Linked DNA regions of Homo sapiens: all the other regions are linked to region 2. A link is a loop called in an ENCODE intact Hi-C map of the cell type or tissue named here. Cell type or tissue: endothelial cell of umbilical vein. All regions are shown on one strand.

Region 1 (4,000 bases), 130 kb after region 2:
AGTCATATGAAGCAAGAGTGAGCAGAAACAATAAACTGCAGAGTTAGATCTGATAAGATTTATAGATTAAAATTAGTAGGTATTTTTAAAGGCTGTTTAATATGCTTAAAGAACCAAGGGAGTATTAAATAATGACCAAGAAGATGTGAAAAGGAAACAAAACTTTTAGAAATGAGAAATATAATAACTAAAATTAGAACTCGGTGGACAGGCAGAATAGAATATTAGACAAAGCTAAAGATAGAGAATTAAAGGCTATGAAAATTTCACAGATTGCATTACAGATTATTTTATTTTTAATCTTTTTTTTATTCCAGCATACACTTGTAAACAACTCATGGATCAAGTAAGAACTCATAATGGAAAACAAAATACTGAATGTAAAAACTAAAACACTGGTGGGGTCCAGCCAAAGCTGTATTTAAAGGAATTGTGTACTGTAAATGGTAATACTGGGAAATAAAAAGAAGGAAGGCTTAAAATACATGAGCCATGCATTCACCTTAAGAAGTTAGAATGAAAACAAGAGAATAAACCCAAGGAAAGTAGAAGAAAGGGTATTTATTATAAAAATAAAATCAAAAATGGATTGAATAGACAACAAAGATACAATAGAGAAGTTTGGCAAACCAAATTCAGTAATGTATAACAAAATGAATATGTAATATCTGTGTGGAATTTATATCAGCTATTCAAGATTTAAAATGTTAAAAAGCCAAGTAATGTAATTGGACACCTTATGTTCTTAAGAAAGGAGAAAAAAGTATGAAAATCTCAGTAGATGTGGGAAACGCACTCAATAGAATGTAACCCCCATTTATGATGATAAACTGAGAAACAAAGGGAATTTTCTTAATCTGATATTGATTTGCTCTTTAAACTCTATGAGGAAATATCATATTCAATGTGGTACTTACCATTGCTTCATTTTATAGTAGAGACCAACTTATACTGTAATAATATAAACTCCTGCAAGGAAATGTGTTTTCTGTATGGGTACTAGGTATACTGGGTCGCATTTTAACATAACAATAAATAGTTAACTTTTCCACTGGACAAATAAACCTTGAGATACATGATTATTGGAACAGGACAATAATACAGGACCTTGCATCTAATTAGTAAGGTGGGTTCAAAAATTGCATGATGCACCATGGAAAATCTTTCTCATTTTATGAGAATGACATTTGAAAAAAATTGAAAAAAAATTGTTACTTGGCTGTTTCTAGAATTATCCTTTCTAGATTAAAAACAAAAACAAACAAAACTTCCACTTATGATCTCTGAAGGCAGAGAGAACTGGGCTAAAATTCTAATTCTTCCTTTTACTAGCTATTTACTCTTTGGAAGATACTTAAACTGCCTGTTTCTCAGTTTATCTGTAAAATGGGAATGATCACATCTGTATCATAAGGTGTTATACAAATTAAAGAAACACAGAATTTACCATGCACCCGGCACAAGGTCAAAGCTCAACAAATAGATAACAAATTCATATCTATTTGTATTTCCATGTCTATTTCTCTTTTGGAGTAGCTCAGACTTTAAAATCCTACTTACACATTCCTGATTTTATATTTAGCTGCACATTGGGAAATGAAGGCAAAAAGTCTGCATCTAAGACTAGGACTGAGTATTAAAGGTGGAACAGCACCCTCCTGAGGACAAAGTGGATTTGACAGCCATTGTCACCTCAAGAGTCCTTAGACGGTAGCTAGCTGCCACTTGCCTTGGGAACCAGAACCAGCAACATAATTGGCAAGGCTCAGGGCAGAATAAAAATATGGTGCCCTTTGTTTAAAAAGTATCTAGAATTTTGAGACAGCAATAACAGAGCATTAAGCCAAGCAAAGGACCCCTTGAGCTATAGGGTGTTTTGTTACTCCATGGTTGCATGCCCATAAAGCATCTCTCTCCATTTTCACTCATAGAGAAACAGGATTTGGTTCTTATTATTAAACCAAAAGATCTCTTATGTATGATCTTTAGTCAGTAAAACTTAGTTTCAGTTTGGTGTTTTGCTGGAAGACATATCCGGACAGTCAGTTTCCTTCCACTGGGTGTTTTTTTTTTCTTTCTGTAAACAAACTTTATTTGCATTCTCTTATTAACATTAAAGGTTTACTGAGTTTAGTAAGAATAAAAACTCTCTGTAAATGTAATTACTTTTAGAATTTATTTCCTTTTAAAAGTGTTCCTAAAGGAATTCCTGAAACACATCAAATTTTTCAGATCGTTACCTCTGAGGAAAGGCAGAAGTGATGAGAATTTTGGAGGAGAACATGGGAGAAGAGCTTCGACTCTACCTATAATATTTTATTTCCAAATCTAAATACATATTAAAATTCAATAAAGCTGGGTGGTAGGCATACATATAATATATTCAACTCTGTAAGCTTCTGCCTTTGCAATTTTTTATGATAAAAGTATTTCCAAAAATCCTAAACTAATTATGGTCTTTAAATATAATTTGGGGGAGTTAAAAAAAGAATCTGAATTTAAGTTCTGCCATGCAGTGTGGCTGCATGAACTTGGCCACGTTCCTTTAACTCCTTGAGCTTCCATTCTCTTATAAATTGAGAGGGTTGAACATATAATCTTTAAAGCCCCTTTTAGGCTATTAATCTTTACTTCCATGAAACAAACAATATATTTAGAACATAATTTGATATAAGTTACAATTTCTCAATGTGCATAATTAATTGTGAAGTGGTGGGGCAGTGGGGTAAAACTTGGTAAACCTAAAGTCTAACTGAAAAGAGAATACAGTATGTGGGTATTTTTCCTTCTCTCAACTTTGCTTTTAAGAGAAACAGGCTAACCATGAAAACAAAAACAAACAAACAAAAACACATCAAAAGCCTCATGTCAAATATTCAGAAGTTTCCATTTTTTTGTTGTTATTGTTGTTGTTGTTTGTGGTTTTTTGTTTGTTTGTTTTAGAGACGGAGTCTTGCTCTGTTGCTCAGGCTGGAGTGCAATGATGCAATCTTGGCTCACTGCAACCTCCGCGGTTCAAGTGAATCTCCTGCCTCAGCCTCCCAAGTAGCTGGGATTATAGGCACCCATCACCACGCCTGGCTAATTTTTGTATTTTTAGTAGAGATGGGGTTTCACCATGTTGACCAGGCTGGTCTTGAACTCCTGACTTCAAGGGATCTGCCCGCCTCAGCCTCCGGAAGTGCTGGGATTACAGGCGTGAGCCACCTCGCCCAGCCTATTTCAATTTTTAAGGTAGAAAATTTGAAACTTTCAGCTGCGTGTGGTGGCATGTGCCTGTATTCCCAGCTACTTGGGAAGCTGCAACGGAAAGATTGCTTGAGCCTAGGAGTTTGAGGCTGCAGTGAGCTATGACCATGATGCTGCACTTCAGCCAGGGCAACAGAGCAAACTTAAAACAACCTTTGCAAAGATTATGACAGTGAAAGAAGTCTAGCACAGCTGACTCCACAGGCTGGCTTCTAGCCCCACAGGCTGGCTGTCCTCACTCATTCCTGGGTGTAGGCCAAGCTAACCATGGGAGGAATTTAGTTTATAGTTTAACTTTAATGTAAGGATGATTGATAATAGTCCCTTACTAAAACTGATCCCCTCCTGTTCAGGAATGGAAACCACCTTTGTCTGAATTTTTGGCATGAAAGAACAATGATTAGAATTACGGGAGGGGCCTGAATTCTGCTAAAATGTAGGTGTAGCTAAACAATAACCAGCCATTGTCCCTAGCTTGTTTTTCTATAATCTCTTAATGCTCAGGAATCATATGGCCAGAAGTCACAAGATTTGTGACTTTGCCAATTTCTCCTATAGATAACATCACTATTGTAAAACTTAAGATTGGTCTTTTGAGATATTTTTCAGACTTTTGCATTCTGGCAACTCACCCGACTGAGACCAGTGACTCATGACTCAGCTGGTCCTGTGTTTCCCACCCAGAGGTGGACTCAGCGCATGAGGACCATCCGTTTTCCACATTCCTATGATTTCATCACCAACCAATCAG
Region 2 (4,000 bases):
TTCTGTCCTTAATCAAGCCCACGGTGACCATCACCAGAGGCAGTCTCTTTTACTGCATAGTCAAAGCCCTGTCTTGTCTTCCCTCCCAAGGATGCTTCTATGCTTTTGAGAACATGCTGACATTTTCTGGTTGTGTCCAAAGCAACACATTCTGTGTGTGCTCAGGACAGGGGACAATAGTCTGGAGGGGTGAATACAGAAATGTCCAGATGCCAATAGCTGCAGAATATGCAGCAATGGAAAGTATCAGTATCCATACAAAGATTTTTCAAGAAAACGAATGGGCTGAGCCAAGTAGCTGAGATTGAGAATGAGTTCATAGACTGTCCAAGATCTTTATCCCAAAAACATTTGGATTGTTTATTTTCAGTATTTATCCTCTTTCCCTACTACCTGGATACTCCAAATTTGCATATACTTGTAATATTAATATACAGTTCCTTTGCAATATTTATTTTGTTGCTTCTTAGAGAAACCCAACTAAATGAGTTTAAAAAATCTGTGAAAGGGCTGGGCACAGTGGCTCATGCCTGTAATCCAGCACTTTGGGAGGCTGAGGTGGACGGATCACCTGAGGTCAGGAGTTCAAAACCAGCCTGGCCAACATGGTGAAACCCTGTCTCTACCAAAAACACACAAAAAATTGGTCGAGCATGGTAGTGTGTGCCTGTAGTCCCAGCTACTCGGGAAGCTGAGACAGGAAAATTGCTTGAACCCAGGAGGCGGACGTTGCAGTGAGCTGAGATTGTGCCACTGCATTCCAGCCTGGGCAACAGAGCAAGACTCTATCTCAAAAAAAAAAAAAAAAAAAAAAAAAAAAGAAAGAAATCTGTGAAAGTGCTCTGAAGTCTAATATACTGTAAAAATGCAAGTTAACATTGTTAATGAGGGTTAATTCGAATAGCCCAAAGGCTTAAGTGGAACAAGATATGAATCAGTAAGGAGGAATAACACCCTTTTATTAATAGCAGTGATGTTTTATGTTTATATGATGTTCTGTGGAGCATTTCACACATTTTCCATACATTATCTTACTTGGATCCCCAAACAGCCTTGCAAGATAGATAAAGTAGATATTTCCCCAGCATGTCAGGTGCAAAGCTGTCCTCTTGGTCCACTACAGCAGCTCTCTCATCCAAAGCTCTTCACTCTCCATCTTAGGGACAGGTCTTCCTGTTGCCATGACATCGTTATCCACTCTGGTATTTCCCACCAATGGGCTCTGCTGAACACTGTCTGATTGGCCCAGCAGTAAAGCTCTTTACTGGGTGCTCTCAGGATTCATACAGCTCTCTCGTCCTGTGATCTAGGGAATAAATAACTAGCAGCTACCTTTCAAAAACATTCTCAGCATTTCTTAGCAGAAGCAAAACAAGCGAAGAAAGGAAATGACTGCACTGTGTTCAGCTTATTCAATTTTCTCCATTACCTTGAGCTTGTTATTTTGGGTCCCTGGAAAACACCTTGAAAATAGTCTCTAACATTCATTAAGCACACATAAAGAAGTAAAAGGGAGGGAAAAGGAGTGGGTGGAAGTGAGAGAAATATCTGAATCATGTACGGTTGAGTTTTTGTAACCAGTATAGATCAGAGATTCCCTGACTTTGCTGTGAAACTTCCTTTTTAAGGCTAGGAAAGCACCAGAAAGAAGAAGAATAAGAAAATATATATATATCATACATATATATATACACACATCATACATATATATATATATATATACACACACATCATACTATATATATATATATATATATATATATATATATATATATAATTTTATTTATGAAAGAATCACATATGACCAAAGTTCTTGTGTACAGTACAACTTGGATGTATTAAATGACTGGCCAATTACCAACATGTTAATAAAGGAAAGTTTCCAGTAGTGTGGAAAGAGACCTATATAATGTCCCATGGGTGGGTGCCCTTTGACCATCTACCCCTAAATCCCAATGCAGCATCTCTGTAGCTCCCCAGACCATGGCAGGGGAATTCCCTTCCCTCATTCAACTAGTGCCTGTTCTTTCTCTCTACTTGTCCCCACCCCCAGTGTTTCCTGTTTGTCCAACAATGAGGAGGCCAGCGTAAGGCCACACTGCTAGCTCATGCAGGATGCATAGCCCCTGAGTAAACCATAACAGAGCCATAAGCCTGGTATTTAATCACAGGAACATCAGCAAAAGGAACTGCTTAATTGTTTTTTATTTTCCCTTCTTTCACCTGTTGGAAATGACTGCGTGCTCTGTAGATCCAAAACAATTGCATGGATGTCCACCGAGGGGATATGTGTTTCTTTCAGGGCTCAAAGTATTTTCACGTGTTTCATCAAACTCCTCTACCAGCCAAAAGCATTCCACAGAACTTGAGAAATTCCAGAGTAGTCAGGAGCCAGCTCCTCATCACTTTGGAATAGCAACATATTTTAAAGTTAACAAGGAAAAAATATTGAGTCAAAACACGTTAGACCTGGGCCTGCCTTCTTCAGAAAATGACTCACAGAATCCAAGTAGTGGCAAAGTCATTCTTTGTCTTTGGGTCCCTGGAAATCATGAGGATTCCATCCAGACTTCTTATCTGGCGCACATAAAAGGAAATGCAGTCTGTTGTAGCAAGATGAACACGGGCTTTGGAATCAGATGAAGCTGGGACTGAGTCCCAGCTCCACCAGTCACTAGTTATGTGACCTCTGACAAGATATTTAATCTCAATAAGTCGTAGTTTCTGCCTTTGTAAATAGTAAACAGCAATACTTACCTTCCAGGATTAAGAGAGAATACATCGATTGCATTCAGTGTAAGACCCACTGTATTGTGAGTGCCCAAATCATGGAATCCATTATGATTGATCTTTCTGAAGTTATTAATGTTCTTTCTTTGCATGGAAACCAGGAAACCTTGTTTACTTTTCAAGCACCATCACAATAACAGATGTGTCATCTTATTTTTCTCCAGGTTGGTTTCATCGACTACATTGTCCATCCATTGTGGGAGACATGGGCAGATTTGGTACAGCCTGATGCTCAGGACATTCTCGATACCTTAGAAGATAACAGGAACTGGTATCAGAGCATGATACCTCAAAGTCCCTCACCACCACTGGACGAGCAGAACAGGGACTGCCAGGGTCTGATGGAGAAGTTTCAGTTTGAACTGACTCTCGATGAGGAAGATTCTGAAGGACCTGAGAAGGAGGGAGAGGGACACAGCTATTTCAGCAGCACAAAGACGCTTTGTGTGATTGATCCAGAAAACAGAGATTCCCTGGGAGAGACTGACATAGACATTGCAACAGAAGACAAGTCCCCCGTGGATACATAATCCCCCTCTCCCTGTGGAGATGAACATTCTATCCTTGATGAGCATGCCAGCTATGTGGTAGGGCCAGCCCACCATGGGGGCCAAGACCTGCACAGGACAAGGGCCACCTGGCCTTTCAGTTACTTGAGTTTGGAGTCAGAAAGCAAGACCAGGAAGCAAATAGCAGCTCAGGAAATCCCACGGTTGACTTGCCTTGATGGCAAGCTTGGTGGAGAGGGCTGAAGCTGTTGCTGGGGGCCGATTCTGATCAAGACACATGGCTTGAAAATGGAAGACACAAAACTGAGAGATCATTCTGCACTAAGTTTCGGGAACTTATCCCCGACAGTGACTGAACTCACTGACTAATAACTTCATTTATGAATCTTCTCACTTGTCCCTTTGTCTGCCAACCTGTGTGCCTTTTTTGTAAAACATTTTCATGTCTTTAAAATGCCTGTTGAATACCTGGAGTTTAGTATCAACTTCTACACAGATAAGCTTTCAAAGTTGACAAACTTTTTTGACTCTTTCTGGAAAAGGGAAAGAAAATAGTCTTCCTTCTTTCTTGGGCAATATCCTTCACTTTACTACAGTTACTTTTGCAAACAGACAGAAAGGATACACTTCTAACCACATTTTACTTCCTTCCCCTGTTGTCCAGTCCAACTCCACAGTCACTCTTAAAACTTCTCTCTGTT
Region 3 (4,000 bases), 67 kb after region 2:
TTTTATAGATAAAATAGCCTGCTTTTCAAACTCTTCCATATTTGTAGCTTTGGGTTTCTAGATCTCTTTTAAGCTCACCAAGATCTAGTATTCAGCCTAGTACTCAGCCAGCGAAATTAGATGGAGTAGAATGGAAATTCTACTTGTGCTTCCCATAATAAAGCTTCACTCTTCCCTCTTCCTGCTTCAACTTTCTCCACAAACACACAGCAGTTAAATATACATATTTTTAAAGTTCTATTCTTATGCACCACAGAGCTTAAGAAACACTGCTCCCCTTGTGGTAGGTGCTGGACCAGCCAATGTTTTTGATTAGTAGGTGAGGCACATGAGGAGTTTGTGGTGAATGCATCAGTGGGAGGAAGAAAGGCATGAAATGAAGAATCGACATGATTGTGGTGCCTGGAGCCAGAGAGTTAGCTGCTGGTTCCAGCTCTGGTATTAACTGAGGGTGTGATCTGAGGTGAGTCATGCCTCTCTTTGGGCCACAGGGTGCCTTAGGGCTAGGCAGAATTCTTTAAGGCAGAGCTTCCTAGCTTATATGTAGTATCACACTGGTGTGCCACAAACGGATTATAGGTGTGCTATGAATTACTGCGTTCCTCAGCTCTCAGAATGTGCCTCTAGCCAAGAGAAGCCTCATCAGAGTCTTCTTGGGGACTGGTCTGAGCAGTGTAGGAGTCCAAGGACCACCCTCATAGTCCCTAGAGGAGGCAGTGGGCACCATGAGTCACATTTACCATGCATTTCTCCACTATAATGCCCTGAATGCACACAGCCAAGAAGGTAGGTGTTCTACTGCATGGGCATCTCAGCAGCCATCCATCCTAGCAGTTAGCACCGCAGACCATTCTAGGTAAGGCCTGAGGATCAGTAGGTAGTTTGTGTCCAGCTGCCCAGAAGCTTAGAGCTTAGCCCAAGATGTGGCCAGTGGGGATGAGTGAGTGCAGAAACATGGTGGGGATTTCTGGTCTGCCCAGCAACACGTGATAGCCCAGAATCTGTTTTCACATATATCAGATACTCCTGTTCATCTTCAGCAGATGGACAAAAAAGTCCATTTAGTGGTTTCCATGCTAGCTGTAGGGCAACTGCTCTTACAATGCATATGCAATATACAAATTAGACCTTCGTTATTATTTTGGAATGCTAGATAGCATAAAAGTCTGAATTTAAAGTACCTTTGCTCTATCATAAAAAATTAAACATTAACTTGTCAGTATAAGAAAAGGATAAGCTATTAGGTTCTTTAATTTCAAATGTTGCAAATCTTCAAATAGTTGTAAACAATGGTTTTAATTTTTTAAATTATCTTATTGTGGGAATGAAGGTTCTTGTTGATACACACCACTAGGAATTTGAAACAATCATCATTAAGAAGTCTTACTCAGAGTTTTGCATAGCTATTTTGAATATGGTATCTGTTGGTAAAAAGATATGTCAATGGTAATAAGTTCAAATTTCTAATTTTTTAAAATTATTTTATTTGGAACCTTTATATAAATTTAATATTTGATATTTTTCTAAACATCTTGTATTTTATTTTTCCTATAAGGATATAAATATAAAGAGTGACAATTTTTTTCACTGAACTTTGTTGAGCTATTCCCAGATCACCCTCCAGGTTTTGTAGAGAAAACATTTGTACAAAACAAAAAGTTTTTCTATGTGTGGAAGATGTGACAAAGATTGCCTACAGTGTTTTAGGGCAGTGGTTCTCAACTGGGGATGATTTTGCTTCCCAAAGGGCATTTGACAATATTTGAAGACATCTTCTGTTTGTCACCATTGGGGAGCTACTTATGGTGTTTAACAGGCAGAGGCCAGGAATGCTGCTAAATACCCTACAATGCACAGGAAAATTCTCCATAAAAAGAATTATCAGACCCAAAATGTCAATAGTGCCAAAGATAGAAACTGTGTTCTAGAGCCTGTCTCATTCTTATATCCTGATTCAGAATTATAAATGTTCTCATAGTGGTTGGCAATAACGGATGTGGCCAGAAATGGCCAGCTCTAATCTCCTAACTGCATCTATAATAGCAGACCCTGTAGGCAAGCAAAATGTGGGGCAGGACTTCCTATAGGCCTCCTTGAGATGGTATGCATTTCAAAGCAGCAGTTGTGTAACTTTTATGGCTACAAAGTTAGTACACCCAGGTGAGCATCTTCTTCTCCCATTTTATTTTTTTTAAATATCATATTCTAGAAATGACATTTTTGTTCCATTGGATTGTGACTCATGTTATTTTTCAACAACGCCCCTTCCTCTAGCCCCAACTCTGGATCTCACCATGACTAGCCTGGCTGGGATGGGTGGCCCAAAAGGCAGAGATTTGCACTGAAAATCTTTTCAAATCATTCCCTTCTCCTTCCCGTTCGAATTCGAAAGGGGAATTCAAATTCCTTCAAATTTATTTCGGAGTCGAAGTCATCCTATTGTTTGGCATTAATGTGCTACTTCTAAGACTAAACAAATCTTCCATATCCTTCCTCTCTGATGCACTCATCCTCTTGGTTGTTTTGTTTTGTTTTTTAACACGTCAGGATGATTCAAGTGACTAGGGATTAAACCAGTCTGGACAGCCATACTCCTTTATCAATACGACTCCTACCACTCCTTCAGTCAATTTTTACAACAGGTTCACATCTACCATCTGGTACCAAGAGCAGGTTTAATGGAGCATCAGACACTTTTATTTGTCCTAGGACTTAACAGAGGATTGGCAATTCTATTAATAAATGTACCTGGATAGAAGAAAGATCAATAGATCTAGGGTCTTTGTTATATAAAATTAAGCAAGTTATTCAGTCATTAGAGCCTCATTTTGCTCATATAAAAGAGTAGTAGTGACGAGAGGGCTGCTGATTTTTCCCCAACTTAAAATGAAAGAAAAAGCACTGAGAAATTTTGAAAAGCATGTCAGTATTAGGAAATGCACACTTTCATGGTATTGACTCATTGTTAATGTATCATTTATACTGAAATGAGGAAGTTGGGTTTTACAGTTGGAATCAGGAACTAGTTTACATCCTTTGCAGGGTTTAGAGGCCCTGGAAGATTATGGTCATCAGCGTGACCTGGATAGCGCTTTAATGCTGGCAAAAACAAACCATCAATTTATTTAAGAAATACATATTAGAAACCTAGTATGCTCTTTGTAAACAAATAGTACAAAGTTTTTTTTCTATTTTGCAGAGGAGAAAGCTGAAGCACCAGATGGTTAAAAGGACTGTTCAAGACAGCCTTGCAATTTTGACCAAGGAAGAAAGCTGAAGAGTGCTAGGGCAAGAGAGGAACTACGTCCAGAACAATTCATAATTCCAAATTCTCACTTCCATGATTTCAATGCTGAATGTGTACTTCTCTAGCTAAAAATACAATTGCTTAAGTAAAATCATCATTATTTACAGTCTTGCTGAATTGTGGTGTTGTTATTAACCAGAAACAACAGCTTAAGTCATTGTGTTTTGAAATACTTGATTTATTATCCTGATTGTTTGAAAATGCTACCTGAAATTTTTCCTGGCACTTTTGAGTCATTCTCACCAGGTACACACATCTGGTGTTTCTCCATGACACAGTAGCTGTTCCCCCTTTAATTTCTTTCTTCTTCCTAACAGACACTGGAGTTATAATATCAAACTTCCATTCATGATGAATATTTGAACTACCATGGAGACTGAGAGTCCAGGGAAGAAAATATGTCCTGTTGATATGTATCTCAATGCATCTTCCTTTCTATCTTCTTCCTGGGGCAGCCTCACATATAATTCAGTTAGGAACCCCCTAAATCCTGATCCATGTTGGGAGCCCTCTGAAACTTCAATGTGCATTAAACTCTCAAAACTTCCCAGTCTCTGAAGTTCCTCAATTGTTCAGCATTCCCTACTTGAAAGGCAGAGGACCACATCCTCAGGTCTCCTTTAATTGCATTTACCTGAGACTTGAATTCACTAATTAGGTATGTGGGTGTTTAGACAAAAGACAGAAAATTAG
Region 4 (4,000 bases), 110 kb before region 2:
TGGCAGGAAAGGGGCAGCACATATTCAAGGAAAAAGAAGTGTTCAAGTTTGGCCTTGGCAAGTGTGAGTCAGCTCTGTCCCTCATTCATTCACTCTTCTATTCAATAAGTATTTACTGAATGCTTGTCATATGAAGGACCATCCTGGGTGCCAGGGATCAAGCGGTAAACAAGTTGTTCCCTGCTCACATAATGTTTACATTTAATCAAAGGAACTATGTATTGAACACTAACTAGACAGAGCCTATTTAAGCTATAATTTTAAAGTGCTACAAAAGAGAAGTACAGGATGCATGAGAGCACAGAGCCAGTCAGTGGTCTGAGATGAAATGTCAGGCAATGAGGAATTATGAGAGATAAGCTGGGAAAAGGATGTTGGGGCTAGAGAGCAAAGACTTTGAATGCCAGGCTAAGGATTTTGGAATTTAATCTCTTAATTTTCCTGAAAAACAGCCCTCAGTATTAGTGCAGGTGTTATCAGCATATAGTATAGTGGAAAGAGCATGCACTTTGGGTTCAGAAAGACTTAGCTTTGAATTCTGGCTGTGCCAATTATAAATCATGTGTCAGTATGTTTCTTAAACTCTCTGAGCTTCAGTTTTCTTATCCTTAAAATGGGGTGATAATACTCCCAGTGGAAGCTAAGAAATACCTAGCACAGCCTAGCAGAGAAAAGCAATCACTATATGATAATTTCCCTTCTCTTGTCACATGTGAAAATTTCATACCACTGAGAGTTTAAAAGTACCCTGCCTAAGATCACCCAGCTAGTAAATTAATGGTAGATGTGGACCCTGTCTATAGACTACGGCTACTAGGTATGGGTACCTACAAGCTAGATTGTCCCTAAAGGACCAGAGATTAATTCAGAGCAGTAGAAAAACCTAGGGAATTAATTCTGTGGCCACACCAGTAGGAAGACTCTTCTTTAGCAACAACGATGCAGGCTGTTCTTTGTCATTTAGAATTTGGCTTCGTTCTCACGCTTGCCTGTGCAAGAGAATGCAAAAAGAAGTGAAAACTACAGATTCCCAGGCCTCATCTCGGATATACTGAAATAGACTCTTCAGGGTTGGAAAAAGAAATTTAATAGCTCCCCAGATGAGTCGGCTGCGTATCCATGTTTGAGAACCACTGGACTAGAGTCTCACTCTCTTGCTCATTGCAAATGTCCTGTTACTCCTTAGTGGAGCAGAGAATCCTTAATGCCAGTGTTTCTGAAAATGTGGTCCTCAGACCAGCAGCATCAGCACCACTTGGGAACTTTTTATAAGGGCAAACTTTTAAGCCCATCCCAGGCCTACTGAATCAGCAACTCTGGGGGTAGGGCCCAGCAGTGTGTCTGAATAAGACTTCCAGGTGATTCTGATGCACCCTAAAATTTGAGAGCCCCGCTCAATAGTATTCCTGAGAAGTTTTCCAGCAGTGCATCAGGAAACAGGAGAGTCTGGTAGAAGTTCTGCAAAACATGAGAAGAAGGGTAAGAGCAGTGAAATTGAAAGGTTAGGGGCAGAGAAAGGAAAAGAAACAAGAAAAAAGGAGGAGCCCCAGTACTATGGGAACATGGGTTTGCTTGTTTCATTTAACCCCTGACATCAGCAGGCTTGTTATGATGTAGAATGACGTCCCAGTTCCTCCATGAAAATTCTGTTCCCTAAGTAAAGCAAGCTGGATGACTGTTCCCAGTGGTTGTGTGACCTTGGCAAGTGACTTCACCTCTCTAGGTCTCTGTCTCCTGAGGTACAAAAATTAGGGGCCTGAAGTGATTGATCGCCAAGGGTTCCTCTGGCTATAACTTTTTACAGCACTGCCCAAAGGAATTGAGATTCACTCTGGCATTTCGAGTGATGCCTGAGCAAGTGACTCTTTTTCTCAGGGCTTCTTGGAACAGCAAAACTTAAAACAGGGGGCTGGTTTGGGACCTGGAGTAAACAACTTCCTTCCTGGAGAGTCTGAGCATCCTGAGGACTTGCAGAGGGAAATTCCAGGCCATCTGGATGTGAGAGAATTGCAGTCATCTACCCGGGTTACAGGAGCTTGCCTTCCGGAGATGGCATTATGTCACTACATAGTTCATTATGACCTGGAAAAGTCCTCAGTAACCATGAGGGTGGGGTGTCGGGGGTGGAATGGGCAGTTTTGATACACAGACTCAGTCCTTCTTTTCTCTGTCTCCACAGGAGGTCCCCAGCTGCTAGTCAGCCTCCTGTCTCCAGAGTCAACCCACAAGGTAGGCCATGTCATAAGGTCTATCTAGATGTTTCAAGATAGAATAATAAACATGCCTCTTATTCAGAACTGTTTTTTAGAACAATAGTGTTGTTTGCATATTGTGGCTCTCAAAAGTATGTCTCTTGGTGACTTTTTTCTAAGGTACACTGGAGCATTACTTCACTCTATTAAAACCACATTAAAAGCAGTACTAAATAATTTGCCCATTGTATGTGCAGGCTTTCAGAATATGATAAACATGGGGTAATGCTGCCTCTTCCCCAAAGAGGAGCAGGAGACAGAGTTGTATTGACAGTGCAGCTTGACCTCAGCTTGCTGGCCCCAATAAACTCCAGGAGAGCTAACATCGAAGACCTAAGGTGCTCCACGTTCGCCTGAGGGCCCCTGCGGATATGTTAGTGGTTTCCCTCTTAATGTCAACTATAGATTCCACTTGAATCTACATCCTTTCCAGGTGTGAAACCAAAGGCTCTTTCCAGGTCACGAATCATTTCTTTTGGAGGGCATCCAACTTTGTTCCTCAACGGTGTTTTGTTTTGTTTTGTTTTTTGTTTTTTAAGAACCTAACCTCTCATCTTTCAGGACAGTGCATCCACTTTTCTTGGTGTGTTGAGAGCTGCAGAGAGGAAGGGCCACCTTGAAGGAACACCATGGAGTTCTGTTGGAACTGAAATTCTTCTTCACACAAAATGCAACCAGTTCTATGATATTTGTTAAAGTCCAAATAATGTTTTCTCCTAAATCTGTTCCCTACTAATGTAGCAGTAGATTTGAGAAAAACCACAGGAGAAACAATTAAGATGAACTCACACTGAGATCACCTAATGCCTGACACCTAACGATGCCTCACATGCTTTTCTATTTCCAGCAGCGCTTCATACTTAAAATCTTTCTCTCTTGGTTGTTGTGTTTTCTTTCTGGTATCCTGATCATAAGTATAACGGAAGTATTACAAAAGCTTAGCTTCTAAAAGAAGGGAACAAAAGCAGCAGATTCTATTGGCTCATTGGCTTCTGAAGTATTTGTGGTGCATGCTTTTTAAAATATTTTTATAAAAGAAAGATTGAGAACGAGAAAAAAAAGTGAAAGAAAGATACTAAGTAAAGGTGAGTTTACTCTAGAGCCTCGTAATATGAAATATAAAGAAGTAAACAGTACTCTATGGACTTCAAAAACCTGGTGTGCTGCATGTACTATTTCTTTTAGAACTTTTATAAAAAGAAACAAAATAGGATGTTTTAACATATAACTCGTGTTACATACTTGGAGATCGAAGGAGGTAGTTTTGAAACTCCAATCATTTCATCATATTGGCCTACCAGTGAGGCAATGTTGCTCACATTTCTGTTAGCCAAATTTACATCAATTTGATTATTTAGACTATGTTTTCTTTTTCTTGTAATAAATACTGACAAACATTAGGAGAATATGTACAATTTATGGTTCTATAAATTAGCTCATTAACCAAAGATGTGGTTGGAAAGATCCTTTTGTGATTATTGGCACAGCAACTACAGCTTGACAACTAGGGATTCTTTTGATAAAGTCTTCTCAAACAATGGAGCAAAGAAATGACAGTACCACTCAGGCAATTTGTTTCCTTCTGTCTCTGTGGCAAACTACAAAAATCTTGGCTTTTCACTGGGAAGAGAATGTAGTGATACCAATTACTACGTAATTACGGGTTTCAAAATCTCCTTAACGTTTAGCCACGGTTAGAAAAGGAAGGAGGAGACACACATCCCTTGTTTTGTTCTTATTATCAGCTT
Region 5 (4,000 bases), 120 kb before region 2:
GTGAAAAACAAGACTGGAAAAGTGAGCAGGAACCTCATCATGAAGGGCCTATGTTAAGGAATTGGCCTTTATGTTGCAAGTGGAGAGTTACTAAGCAGATAAACATATAATGCAACATTTTAAAAAAATAGCTCTGATTGCAGTATAGAAAATGGTTTAAAGGGTAGGGAAGCTTAAAGGCTAGTACTCAAACCTACAGAGCCAAACAGGAGGCTGCCATGATATTCATGTAAAAGAGGATGGGGATTTATATTACAGATGATCTAGTGAGCAGTTAGTACATATTTGCAAGTCAGGATCAGCAGGAGTTAGTGTTTAATTGAAGGATAAGGAAGAGGGAGGTTTCAGGCTTGGTCGAGAAGATAGGTGGTTGCACTATTTCCTGGGATCAGGAGCATTCTCTTACTACATGAAATAATGTACATGAAAGTGCTTTGTAAACTGTAAATATAACATAAATATGAGTCCTCTTGATTGCAATGGACAGACATGAATTAAGATTAAAGAAGCTCTCATCAGCTGGAAATACAGACATGCAACCCTTTAATTATGGATGCCCTTCAACTTACAATGTCCCAAAAAGCCCATCCTAAGTTGAAAATGCATTTAACACACCTAACCTACCAAACATTACAGCTTAACCTAACCTACCTTAAATGTGCTCAGAACACTTACATTAGTGTACAGTTGGGCAAATCATCCAAAGCAAAGCCTATTTTATAATAAAGTGTTCGATATCTCATGTAATTGAATACTGTACTGAAAGTGAAAAACAGGAAGGTTGTATGGGTACTCAAAGTATAGTTTCTGCTGAATGCATATGGCTTTTGCGCCATTGTGAACTCAAAAATTGTAAATTGGGCAGGGCGTGGTGGCCTGTAATCCCAGCACTTTGGGAGGCTAAGGTGGGTGGATCGCTTGAGTTTGAGACCAGCCTGGACAACGTGGCGAAGCCCTGTCTCTACAAAAAATACAAAAACTTAGCTAGGAGTAGTGGTGCGTGCTTGTGGTCCCAGCTCCTCAGGAGGCTGAGATAGCAGGATCACTTGAGCCAGAGAGGTGGAGGTTGCAATAAGCTAAGATTGTGCCACTGCACTCCAGTCTAGGTAATAGAGTGAGACTCTGTCTCCAAAAAATAAATAAATAAATAAAATAAGTAAAATAATCGTTAAGTTGAGGACCATCCATATAAAAATAAAGATACCTACTGGTATTGATAATAACTATAACTCAATAACTAATCTGCTTTTATGTGCTAAGCACTGTTATCAAGAGTTGTACATATGTAATAATTAATTTAATTTTCACAGAACCCTGTTTGACAGGTAAAAATGTTGAGACATGGAGAGGTTACCTAATGTCGCATAGCTAGTAATAATGCAGCTGAGAAACAAACCAATTCACTTTGGCTCCAAAATCTGTGCTGTTAACCACTATAGTATATATCTCTCCATATGACAGACAAAAATTAAGGAAATTACAAGTTAATTTCTGTGTGTAGTGAGAAAACAGAGAAAGGTGGAATGAATTAATAAAATTCAGAGTGTGGCAGTGAAAGGCAGTATTTCTGCTTTCTAGAAAATCATTTTATTGTTTAGAGCAGACCTACATACACTCAATTCTATGACTCAGTACTAAGACTGGAGTGCTCATTTCGTTATTCTACAAATTTGTAATGTGCTGGCTTTGTCACTAGATGTTGCTCTTGCAATGCAATGATTCTGAATATCTGGACTTGCTCCTGAGAGGCATTGCCTTCTCCAGGGGTTTGGGAAAGTAAGAAGTGTATCAGTTTTCATAATCAATCAAATGTTTTATAATTTCTATGCCATTTGATTCTTAACTAGTGATTTATCAAATTATGATTTTTAAAAATTTATAATAGTTCCATAAATAATCTGGTTGCACTCTAAGAGAAGTTTTTTGTTTTGTTTTGTTTCTTTTCTGTTACTTTCTATAAATTATCTGATAGATTCTCTAATAGCAATTTTCTAACATACAGCATTAGCTTTGGCAGCTCAAATTGTTTAAGGGAACCAATGCTGGGCATCTGTAAAATCCATTTTTTGCTTCTGAATGTTCTGTTCTCCTAAACTTCAAAAGTTCCATAATGATAAAGTCATGTTGACATTATGCCCTATTAATGTTTCTTTATCTCCCTTTAATCTTTGGATTGTACAGTTTTAATAACTCCTCCAACTCATTCAACAGTACATCAGCTCAAGGTACCACCTATGCATGAGATTTACTTATATTAATTAGCTTTTATTAGATACTAGACTCTGGAAATCCGGGAGTCATAGAAGATGCACTTAAATCTAAATCCGTTATCTTGTCCCAAATTCATCCTGTTGTCTTATGAACAATGTGAACTTCACATCAGAAATCAGAACACTTCACTTGACTAGCCTAAAAAAAAAGAAAGAAAGAAGAAAAGCAAGAAAGCAAGAAAGAAGGAAAGAAAAGAATCAGAACAAACCACAAGATCTTCACCCATCTCAAAGTTCATCTTGGGAAAAAAGGTTGGAAAGGGTCAGTTTCTGATACAGTTCACCACACTCCATTTATCACAACTGCTCCTGTCTTGATTATTTTTTCTTTTTTGTATCTCTCCAAGAACCCTGAGGCTCTTCCTTTGGCTCCCTATTTATATGTACCCCCACCTCATGGGGCCACTTCCTGCCATGGCCTTAACTATCCCTACTTTTGTAGGAAACCCCTAAATCTATAGCTCGAATTCCCATATCTCAGTCTTCCTGCTCGATGTCTCCACCCGGATACAAATCAGTACCTTTAAGTTCAACGTGTACCTTAAAAACTCAGTGACTACCTTAAACTCCCCCAACAGGAGGGGAAACTCCTCATTTCCTTATTTCTACTCACGGCTTCACTGTTTTCTCAGATATCCATTTTTTAAATTGAAAATTATATTTCTTTATGACCCCTTATCCAATTAAATGTCAAGTTCTGCAAAACCTCTGGGCTCTCTTCAAGTTGTCTCATTCTGTCCCTTTCTTGACATTACCTATTGGTTCTCATCAGAATGGGTGCAATTTCTAACTATTCTTTCCAGGTCTGTCCCCACTCCAATCTATCCCTCCACATCCAAGGCATTTTACTTTCTAAAACACTTTTCTGTTGGCCCATCTCACTTTCCATCTCACTAAAAACCTTCCCTGGCTCCTTTCTCTCTCCTCTCTCTTTTTCTTTTCTTTTCTCTTTTCTTTTCTTTTCTTTCATTCTTTTTTTCTTTTCTTTTTTTCTCTTTCTTTCTTTCTCTTTCTTTCTTTTTGAGACAAAGTGTCACTCTTATTGCCCAGGCTGGAGTGCAATAGTGCGATCATGGCTCACTGCAACCTCTGCCTCCTGGGTTCAAGCAATTCTCCTGCCTCAGCCTCCCAAGTAGCTAGGATTACAGGCATGTACCACCACACCCAGCTAATTTTGTATTTTTTTTTAGTAGAGACAGGGTTCCTCCATGTTGATCAGACTGGTCTCAAACTCCCAACCTCAGGTGATCCGCCTGCCTCGGCCTCCCAAAGTGCTGGGATTACAGGCATAAGCCACCACGCCCAGCCTGGGTGATTTCTTTCTATGGAGTTAAGTACTGACTCTATAATCTTTGTCTGGACTGTCCATAATATGAGCGTGGGAGGCCTTCTATCCTTATTCTCTACAAATGTCTATAGCTAATATGCTCTGCTCCACCCAAATAGCCATCAAACATCTTAATAAGCGTGTTCAGTATTTTCCCATTTCAGTACCTTTGTTCCTGCCATTTCTCTTCATTGGCAGCATCTACCATCCCTGACTTTTTAAATCCTTCAAAGTTCCTCTGAAACACTGCTCACTCAATCAAGACTTTCCTACTTTCTCTAACCTGTAATTGTCATGTTTCCTTTGGACTTCATGAAGTATACCCATTGTTTTTAATTCTCATTCTGTATTAAAATGTCTATTACAGTTTTTAAAATATTTTTTGTTTCCCCTACTTTGTTTC
Region 6 (4,000 bases), 75 kb after region 2:
AAGGAAGGAAAGAAGGAAGGAAGGAAGGAAAGAAGGAAGGAAGGAAGGAAAGAAAGTTGGTGTGAGCTTAAAATTTTCCATAAAACAGTTTTCAACATAAAGATCTTGATACTACTGCCTAGCTCAAGGGATTGTTGTGAGGATTAAATGTGGAATTGTATGTAAATTGCCTAGAACTATGCTTAGAACTTAACGAAGAGTAGCTATTAATACTACATAATTGTATAAAACCAACTACCAAATATATATTAAAGAAGTCTGATAAAAATTTCTCCTGAAAAGAGATAACCCTTTAGCTAAGAATGAATGCAGGTCTCTGCTCACCCCCACCACCTTCCTATTCCCTCCCGTGGTGCTGTCTTTCTAATGTCACCCTGAGCTCTGGCTGCCTGGCCCAAATAAGTCAACACGTCAGCATCAGGAAAGAGGTATTTGGAGAAGGATTAGAGAGACAATTTTAAGCTCATACAAACTTTTCTTCTTTCTCTCTTTATTTCTCCCTCCCTCCCACCCTTCTCCCTTCCCTCCCCTCTCCTCCCCTTCCCTCCCCTCCCCTCCCCTCCCCTCCCCTCCCCTCCCCTCCCCTCCCCTCCCTTTCCTTTCCTTTCCTTTCCTTTCCTTTCCTTTCCTTTCCTTTCCTTTCCTTTCCTTTCCTTTCCTTTCTTTTCCTTTCCTTTTTTTTTCTGTGCATTAGTTCCTTCAGGGAGTCTCCCAAACCCACCAACACTAAATTTGGTACCTTTTCTCTGAATTTTCCTGGCACTCTGTCCCTCCTACTGTCAAAGCACTTAAATAGGGCCTGGTAGCTCTCTAGTTTGGAACCTCTCTCCCAATTCCTAAGATTTCCTTACATTTGTTTCCATATCCTTAGAGCCCAGCACATAGTAGACACTCAAAGCATGCTCGTGGAGCTGTTTAACTTCATGGTCCCACCTGTCCATCTTTGCGACCCTCTTCTCTATGTGCTTTGTTTCTTCCTCTGTGGGCTTTGTTCCTGCCTCTGTGGGCTTTGTTCCTGCCTCTGTGCACAGCCTGCTGGGGTGACGCTTTCCTGTTTGAGAGTCTTGACATTCAGTTTCTGTTTATGTACTTACTCAGGCTCATTATAAGAACTGGCTCTTTTCTTTTTCAATTAATTGCACTGCCATGAAAACTCTGTCTCTCCAACCCTTCTCCAAATACCTCTTGTTGCTGTGTTGAGTTATTTGAGCCAGGCAGCAAGAGCTCAGCAAGACAGTAGAAAGACAGAACCAGGAGAGAGAAGAGGAGGGTGCTGGAGATGAACAGAGACTGCAGGGGTCTCCTTTCAGGCTGGTCCAGAGCCCCACATCTCTTAGTATGCACTCAAGTAGACCAGGGTGAAAAATTCAATCATGAAAACGAAAGAACTTAGAACCACAAATGTGAGGGCTAGGAGGGGCATCAACATAACTGAACCTTTCATACTTGCTCCAATCACCAAACACACATGTGCACACACATGTGCAAATGCACGCACACACATGCACACACCTTGTCAGCTGGACTTGTCTCTGAAGTTTCCTTAGGTCATTGTGGAACAAGAGAACAATTTGAAAATCACCGGCCAAGTTGGATATTTTTAATTTGAGGAAAGGCACAGAGATGTTGAGTCTGGTATCCAAATCTCACAATTTCTGGTTTCTTTTCTTTCCATTAATTAATCTACACTGCCACCTCTGACCAAAACAACAACAACCATGCTCCATAGATGTATCTGCATTCTGGATGTCACAGCCATAGAAATCTTCCCAGTGTGAATCAAATATTAGTAGACGTGTTGCTGGAAAAATCACAGCTTTCAAGAATGAATCTGAAAGATTTCAAGCTTTTCTCAGAAAGAAAAGGCCGCGTGATATCCAGATTGAGATTATTTGAAAAGCTGAGACTGGGGAGATGAATCTTCTGCTTGGAAGGCCAGAAAACAACGAAGGCCATTTTGTGTGCCTGAGAGAGAGAGAAAGTGGTTTTACACCACCATCTAGTGGTAGAAAGCAATACTGTCGCTAAAGCTCAAAAAGGGTTCATGATTTTTTTAATTCAACCGACAAGGATTTATTCTAAAGTCTCTGATTTGTCAGAGCTTATACTAGACACTGGGGATATAGCAAATGTTAATTACAAAAATCCATATACCAATTTCAGAAATCTCTCTCCCCCTGTTATTCTTACAAGCATCTCTAGTCTGCGGTCTTCACTACCAGGTCCCTCTCACTCCTGAATCTGTAATCCAAAGTGACCCTCAGACAGCTCAGATACCAGAACATAGAGACCTCTTAAACGCCAAGCTCCTGATGTGGACATTTCTGGGGAAGGGGAGGCTTTCACAAGTTCTCCTTGAATGATAACCATTCAGTTGCTATCAGTCTGAGAATGCAAATATATGTGCTTTCTTGAGTCTTGGAGAATGAGACATCAAGATTCAGGTCATTCTCATGGAATTTTGGAGAAAGATTCTTATGATGGAATAGGACATTATATGATGTCTTGAAAAGGACAGCCTATGATGTTCAGGGCTCAAAAAGTATCTGACCTATAATCCAATGACCTATAATCCAATGATGAATTACACACACACACAATAAACATAATTTTAATGCATTGTTACACTTATTAAAAAGTGAGGGAAAACTTCTGAGGCTCTAAGAGTTAAGTAAATAATAACAGAAGCAATGAACTACAACCTGAGCAGGCAGCCGTAGCAGTAAGCAAGTGAGCAGAGGAGGGAGTTATATGGTGGGATTGTCTGGAAATAAATACTTACATTGCTGCAATCAGCACCTCCAATATAGGTTATTGGATTCTTACAGATTGTATTCCATAAAATATAGCTCATAACGAAAACAGAAAAACCAAAACCAAAGAACACACAAGGAGCACATGAGAGACAGCAGAAATAATACATGAAAGATTAGACTTTCAAAGACCAGATATTGGAGTGATCCGAAAAAGAATGTGAAATGCAAACCAAAAATAAAATTCTAAGTCCCCCCAACCAACTCAATGGACCCCTCCTGTCAGCCAAGGGGATTCCAAAGAAACATAAAATACTAGTTCCAGCCATGATGCGAAGGGCAGGGGAATTGGACATGCCTCATTACACCCTCCTCTCTTTGGAATTCAGGCACAACTGTCCAGCATTAAAATTAAAACAGAGATCTCAAGACTGACAAAACAGACTCTGGTAACATTAAGATACCAACTTCCAACCTGACTCAAGCATAGCATCACATGACAGATAGCAGGGCCTGAAAGAAACAAAAGTATTTTACCCCAAATTATAATTCTTTGCCATATTTTGAAATGGCCCTGCAAAGCTGTCTCCTGTGGGGAAAATTTACATTCTGCAGAGAATCCCCTTCCCTTTCCAGGTATTTTTCTGACCCTGAAGGGATTAGATGAGAGTTTAGCATTTTTAAAGGTATGAATAGGAAATATTAGAATATTAGCCATTTATTACTTCTAAGAGCAGCTGCCTATGAGACTTCACCTACATAATAAGAACTGTGGTCTCCACATCACCTTACGTTAACCCAGACACTCCTTTCTGTTGATTCCAGGTCTTTAGATAATAACTAACTCTTTCAACAAATTGTCAATCAGAAAATCTTTGAATTCATCTATGACCTGTAAGCCCCCACTTCAAGTTGTCTCACCTTTCCAGACCAAAGCAATGTATACCTCATATGTATTGATTGATGTCCTGTGTCTCCCTAAAATGTATAAAACCAACCTGTAACCCAACCACATTGGGCACATGTTCTCAGGACCTCCTGAGGCTGTATCATGGGTCATGGTCTTTGCATTTGACTTAGAAGAAATCTCTTCAAATATTTTACAGAGTTTGGCTTTTTGTCAACAGAAACAACCATGTGTAAAAGGTCAAAAGAAATGGAAAAGGAAATTTTAAAAAAGCAAGAAAAACAGAATGTGAAAACTGGGCTGGGCGCAGTGGCTCATGTCTGTAATTCCAGCACTCTGG
Region 7 (4,000 bases), 100 kb before region 2:
CCGAGTCATGTAAATGTGACTTGATGTAAAATAATATGTATCATGTATACAATATTTTAGCAGCCAATTTGATACATAAGGTGGGGTGCTCTCTACTAAATTTCTTTTTCTAAAATTTATCAGTAAATTTACTGAGCAGGAACATTACCACTGGTAACAGATCAGATGTTATGAAAAACACCACAGAAGTCTATGGGTCACTGGAAATGACAGCAAACCATAGCACCAAGATGACTAGGGAATCACTTTGAGGACTTCAAGCCAGATTGCTGCAGATACTAATGATATCAAAGCCTGGATATCCATAGCCTTGATTTATGGTGATTTTCAACACCAGTCAATTAGAATGCATTTCAAGAAAAGACTGTGTTCAGAGAAATCGTATGAGACATTTCTTTTAATATGTGTCTAGGCCATTCTGGGGAGGAATTGGCTTTTTACCAACTGATAAAACAGAAGAAGAGGCTTTCTCCTTGGAAACCTATTTCTCCATACAGGTTCTGCCCATAGCTTTACTTGATTATGACTATCCCTCCGGAGGTTCATGTGGGTGTACCAGATGCAGGGTCTCTTCAAGTAGTGGACAAGAGGGTCAGTGAGTTATCTTCGATTTTAAGGAATTCAGAAAGTCATGACATTGATTCCGTTCTCATTCTTTGCCAGAACTTTCAGGACCTGTGATGAGACAGGGTCTATATGTGCATGGGTAAAGGGCTCTCTGAGAACCACAGCAATAGCCTGAGAGCAGTGCTGCATCAGATGACTGGAAATGAGGCCCAGCACAAGCAGAACCTTTGCTTGGTTTCTACATTAAGCAAGAACTGTCAGGCAGGATTACAACACTTACGGACAAATAGGAATAAAATCAATCTTGTGACCAAAGGCTCTGACCAGTCATGATAAAGGAAAGATTAGAGGGAATTATAAGAAAAAAGAAAAAGGAAAGAAAAGAGATAAAAAAGAATGGAAAAAGAAAAAGTCAGAAATATCAAACTATGTTTTCTTCCTTATTCTGAATTCTGTGTGCTGAATTAATGGAATAATTGCCTTAATTACTCGCCTTCAGCGTTTAGACAGCCTGCATATAAAATGATAGCAAAAATGCACCAGAAAAGCCCCAGTTATTTTGAGAATAATTTTCCAAATGGTTGTTTTGTAATAATTGCTTTTGTCTAAAATAGCCCTCTTATGAAAGTTTACCCCAGAGCATCAACACTGAGCTGTTTATATTGATTTGCAGTTATTTCATACATATCTAAAATTAAGTATTGGTACTCGCAAAAACATTAATACCTCAGCTAAAGTGCAAACGTTAAAATGTTTCCCTTAAGCAGATATTGTCAAATATAACACCCTGCTTATTATGGTTATTTCACTAGTTCAAAATTAATTTGCAAATTTAGCATAAATATTTCTTCTCTTTGAATGAAACCGAGGAGGCCTCATCTAAGTTCTCACTAGCTGCCTGAACAGTTGAGTCCGTTCCGTGTTGACTCCACTTCACATTTTTGTACTGCTGAGAAACAACATCCACCCACCCTCCCCTTGAAAGTTGGAATCATGCATGTTAGTAAGTATTTCAGTTATGCTATTGACGTCAATGGAGTCATTAAATAGATTGCTGGCCCTCCCAGAGGCAAATCGCTGCCAGGGACCTAGATACAGACACGTTTTTTACAAAGACAACCATCAGGTTTTGCTATAGCAGTAAGCCAGAGAAAGGGAAAAGTTTATACTGTAGCAGACCTATCTCCAAACACAGTTTCTTTCTTTCTTTTGCATTTTAGTTCCGGCCTTTCTTTCTCTTTGGTTACAGTAGGCTCAAGCAGATACCCAGATACTGTTGCCTGAATGTTTTGTGTGCAAAAGCATCTCCTGTAATTGAGACCATGAAGGGAGGTACCCCACTTTTAAAAATGAGTCTCACATTTTGCTCTACACAGCCTATCTTGATGTTGACTTGGTTGCATAAATTATTTAGGCAAATCACTATTGTCTGCCAGTAAGGTCGTGTTTGATATATAGTTCCCTGAATAAACAGTCTCCTCCAAACACACACACACTTTTGTACTTTCTGCCATCCCTGCGTGGCATGTCGCTGCATCCCCTCATCTATGAATCAACCTTTTTGCAGCTAGCACTGTGCTGTAGCATCAGGGATCTGCAGCAAAGGGTGGAGGAGGAAGCTGGGAAGAAAGCTTCACTTCTCTCAGCTGCCTCATCTGCAGCGCTCCCACAGGAGGCTGTCCACGTGCCTGTGTCCTCCCAAACCCTAGCTGCTGCCTGCCTCGAGCCTGGTCATGCAGCTCCCAGGCATGGCAGGCAGAGCCCTTTAGGAAACATGTGCCTCTTTCTGGGCATTCTTGACAGCTCTATTTACCTGCACAGCCCCAGGAGTCAGAGCCAGAGATTCGCCTCACACATCTGGACTCTTCCACCTCCAGGATCGAAGTTAGGGAGACATCTTGAGCAGACAGATTTCTTCAAATCTGGTTGTCAGAAACTATCCCATTGGTTTTAGAACCCATTTCTCTCTTCAGTCCTGTACCTTCACTCCCTGGAGACCCCCAACCCCCATTACTTATCAGTAAGTTTGTATATAAATGCCAGACATCTGACTACCTCTGGTAACCCCTTTTGGTTCATCTGGAGACCCAAATTCATTCACCTACACAACTGTCCCTTTTTCTGTCTTTCTGACTTTGAGTAGCATCTTCATCATCCACCCTTTTATCTCCCTCTTCACCTACCACAGCCAACTCCTTTAGTCTTTTTCTCTAATCTTTTTCCTTTTCTCCCCCACTTCCTCTGCCTTTGTTTATTGTTCCATCATCCTGTACCTAAAGCATTGTGGTGGTCCTCCAACTTGTTATTATTGTCCTCATTCTTTCCCCACTCTAAACCAGCTTCCATTCTGGTACTAGAATTCTTTTTTTTTTTTTTTTTTTTTTTTTGGAGGGACGGAGTCTCACTCTGTCATCAGGCTGGAGTGCAATGGCGCACAATCTTGGCTCACTGCAACCTCAGCCTCCCGGGTTCAAGCGATTTTCCTGCCTCAGCCTCCCATGTAACTGGGACTACAGGACCCCACCACCGTGCCCAGCTAATTTTTTGTATTTTTAGTAGAGACAGGGTTTCACCATGTTGGCCAAGATGGTCTCAATCTCTTGACCTTGTGATCCGCCCACCTCAGCCTCCCAAAGTAGAACTATTCTTATAAACCCCAGTTATGGTTACATTATTTTCTTCTTTAGCTATACTTTGCCTTCAAGATAAGACCTAAATGTCTCACCAGGCATGCAAAAGCCTTTAGAATTTTGCTCTCTTTCTTTGTCCTCATCTCCCACTTTACGCTGCCACCCCCCTGCACAACTGATGGCTGAAGTGCACTGAATATACATCCCTGAAATACACCAGGATCTTCTTGCTTTCCTGCTTTCATATATGCTGTTTCTTCTACCTGGTTGCCTTTTCTCCAAAATATCATTTACATATTCAGCTCAGGGATTATTTTTCACATTGTCACTGTGAACAAATTCTATATATCATCTGATTCTTGGATTCAGGATTAAAATAAATATATAGTCTCAATTCAGGGCCTGGGCCCTGATATATACTATGTGCATAGGAAATACTACTTCCTTTACCCATTTCCTTCTGGAAAGTGCATTTTAACCCTTCATCTTCTTGATATACCTTCTGCAACTCACCCAAAATTACTGTTAATTATTATCTCAAAATCTCTGTTATTACACTTGTCATACTGTATTGTAATTATTTCATTTTTTCCCATTCTAAACTAAAAGCATCCCAAGTTCAAATACTAATCCTCTTTTTCTATATCCTCAATTTATAACATAAAGCCCGGGACATAGCAAATGCTCAATAAATGTTTATGGACTGAACAAATAGGGATGAAATAATGCCCATGCCTGAACCAGATAAGATTAGAAAGGAAGTGAGGCTCATGTTCAGCTTTGTTAAGGCTTACTGAAATATC

What was found. Peaks named below come from ENCODE experiments on the same cell type or tissue, not always from the same donor. Only the 100,000 strongest peaks of a DNase experiment are listed, where the experiment ranks them.
Region 1: it touches region 2 in a loop (5-fold over the local background); 2 of 110 quality-filtered maps call a loop at or near these places.
Region 3: a loop joins it to region 2, with 5 times the contacts of the local background. A loop is called at or near these places in 19 of 110 quality-filtered maps.
Region 4: a loop joins it to region 2, with 5 times the contacts of the local background. A loop is called at or near these places in 7 of 110 quality-filtered maps.
Region 5: a loop joins it to region 2, with 3 times the contacts of the local background. A loop is called at or near these places in 7 of 110 quality-filtered maps.
Region 6: a loop joins it to region 2, with 3 times the contacts of the local background. A loop is called at or near these places in 19 of 110 quality-filtered maps.
Region 7: it touches region 2 in a loop (4-fold over the local background); 7 of 110 quality-filtered maps call a loop at or near these places.

The regions. Positions count from the first base shown.
Region 1 is chr1:66,502,387-66,506,386 of GRCh38, forward strand. No RefSeq gene overlaps it. Among named protein-coding and RNA genes, the nearest start is that of SGIP1, 30 kb to the right of the region's middle. In endothelial cell of umbilical vein, a CTCF peak has its summit at 1,685; DNase peaks (open chromatin) are centred at 1,665 and 3,945; H3K27ac peaks cover 847 bases.
Region 2 is chr1:66,369,359-66,373,358 of GRCh38, forward strand. It overlaps PDE4B (phosphodiesterase 4B), which reads left to right. Exons shown (of 17, transcript NM_002600.4): 17 at 2,955-4,000. The coding sequence ends at 3,320. Among named protein-coding and RNA genes, the nearest start is that of SGIP1, 160 kb to the right of the region's middle. RefSeq lists enhancers at 3,463-3,552, 3,923-3,972. In endothelial cell of umbilical vein, no CTCF peak of the experiment used is centred here; DNase peaks (open chromatin) are centred at 1,303, 2,123 and 2,413; H3K27ac peaks cover 3,071 bases.
Region 3 is chr1:66,436,241-66,440,240 of GRCh38, forward strand. LOC105378776 (a long non-coding RNA gene) reads left to right here. Exons shown (of 3, transcript XR_947467.2): 3 at 3,200-3,413. Among named protein-coding and RNA genes, the nearest start is that of SGIP1, 96 kb to the right of the region's middle. In endothelial cell of umbilical vein, a CTCF peak has its summit at 315; DNase peaks (open chromatin) are centred at 281, 2,371 and 3,041; H3K27ac peaks cover 2,404 bases.
Region 4 is chr1:66,263,859-66,267,858 of GRCh38, forward strand. PDE4B (phosphodiesterase 4B) reads left to right here. Exons shown (of 17, transcript NM_002600.4): 7 at 2,180-2,229. Among named protein-coding and RNA genes, the nearest start is that of PDE4B-AS1, 220 kb to the left of the region's middle. In endothelial cell of umbilical vein, no CTCF peak of the experiment used is centred here; DNase peaks (open chromatin) are centred at 183, 2,063, 3,093 and 3,933; H3K27ac peaks cover 3,911 bases.
Region 5 is chr1:66,251,810-66,255,809 of GRCh38, forward strand. All of the region lies in intron 4 of PDE4B (phosphodiesterase 4B), which reads left to right. Among named protein-coding and RNA genes, the nearest start is that of PDE4B-AS1, 200 kb to the left of the region's middle. In endothelial cell of umbilical vein, a CTCF peak has its summit at 1,685; a DNase peak (open chromatin) is centred at 1,712.
Region 6 is chr1:66,444,606-66,448,605 of GRCh38, forward strand. No RefSeq gene overlaps it. Among named protein-coding and RNA genes, the nearest start is that of SGIP1, 88 kb to the right of the region's middle. RefSeq lists enhancers at 1,976-2,025, 2,036-2,085. In endothelial cell of umbilical vein, a CTCF peak has its summit at 2,001 (motif pointing left); DNase peaks (open chromatin) are centred at 1,056 and 1,976; H3K27ac peaks cover 1,298 bases.
Region 7 is chr1:66,269,851-66,273,850 of GRCh38, forward strand. The region is part of intron 7 of PDE4B (phosphodiesterase 4B); the gene reads left to right. Among named protein-coding and RNA genes, the nearest start is that of PDE4B-AS1, 220 kb to the left of the region's middle. In endothelial cell of umbilical vein, no CTCF peak of the experiment used is centred here; a DNase peak (open chromatin) is centred at 1,541; H3K27ac peaks cover 1,628 bases.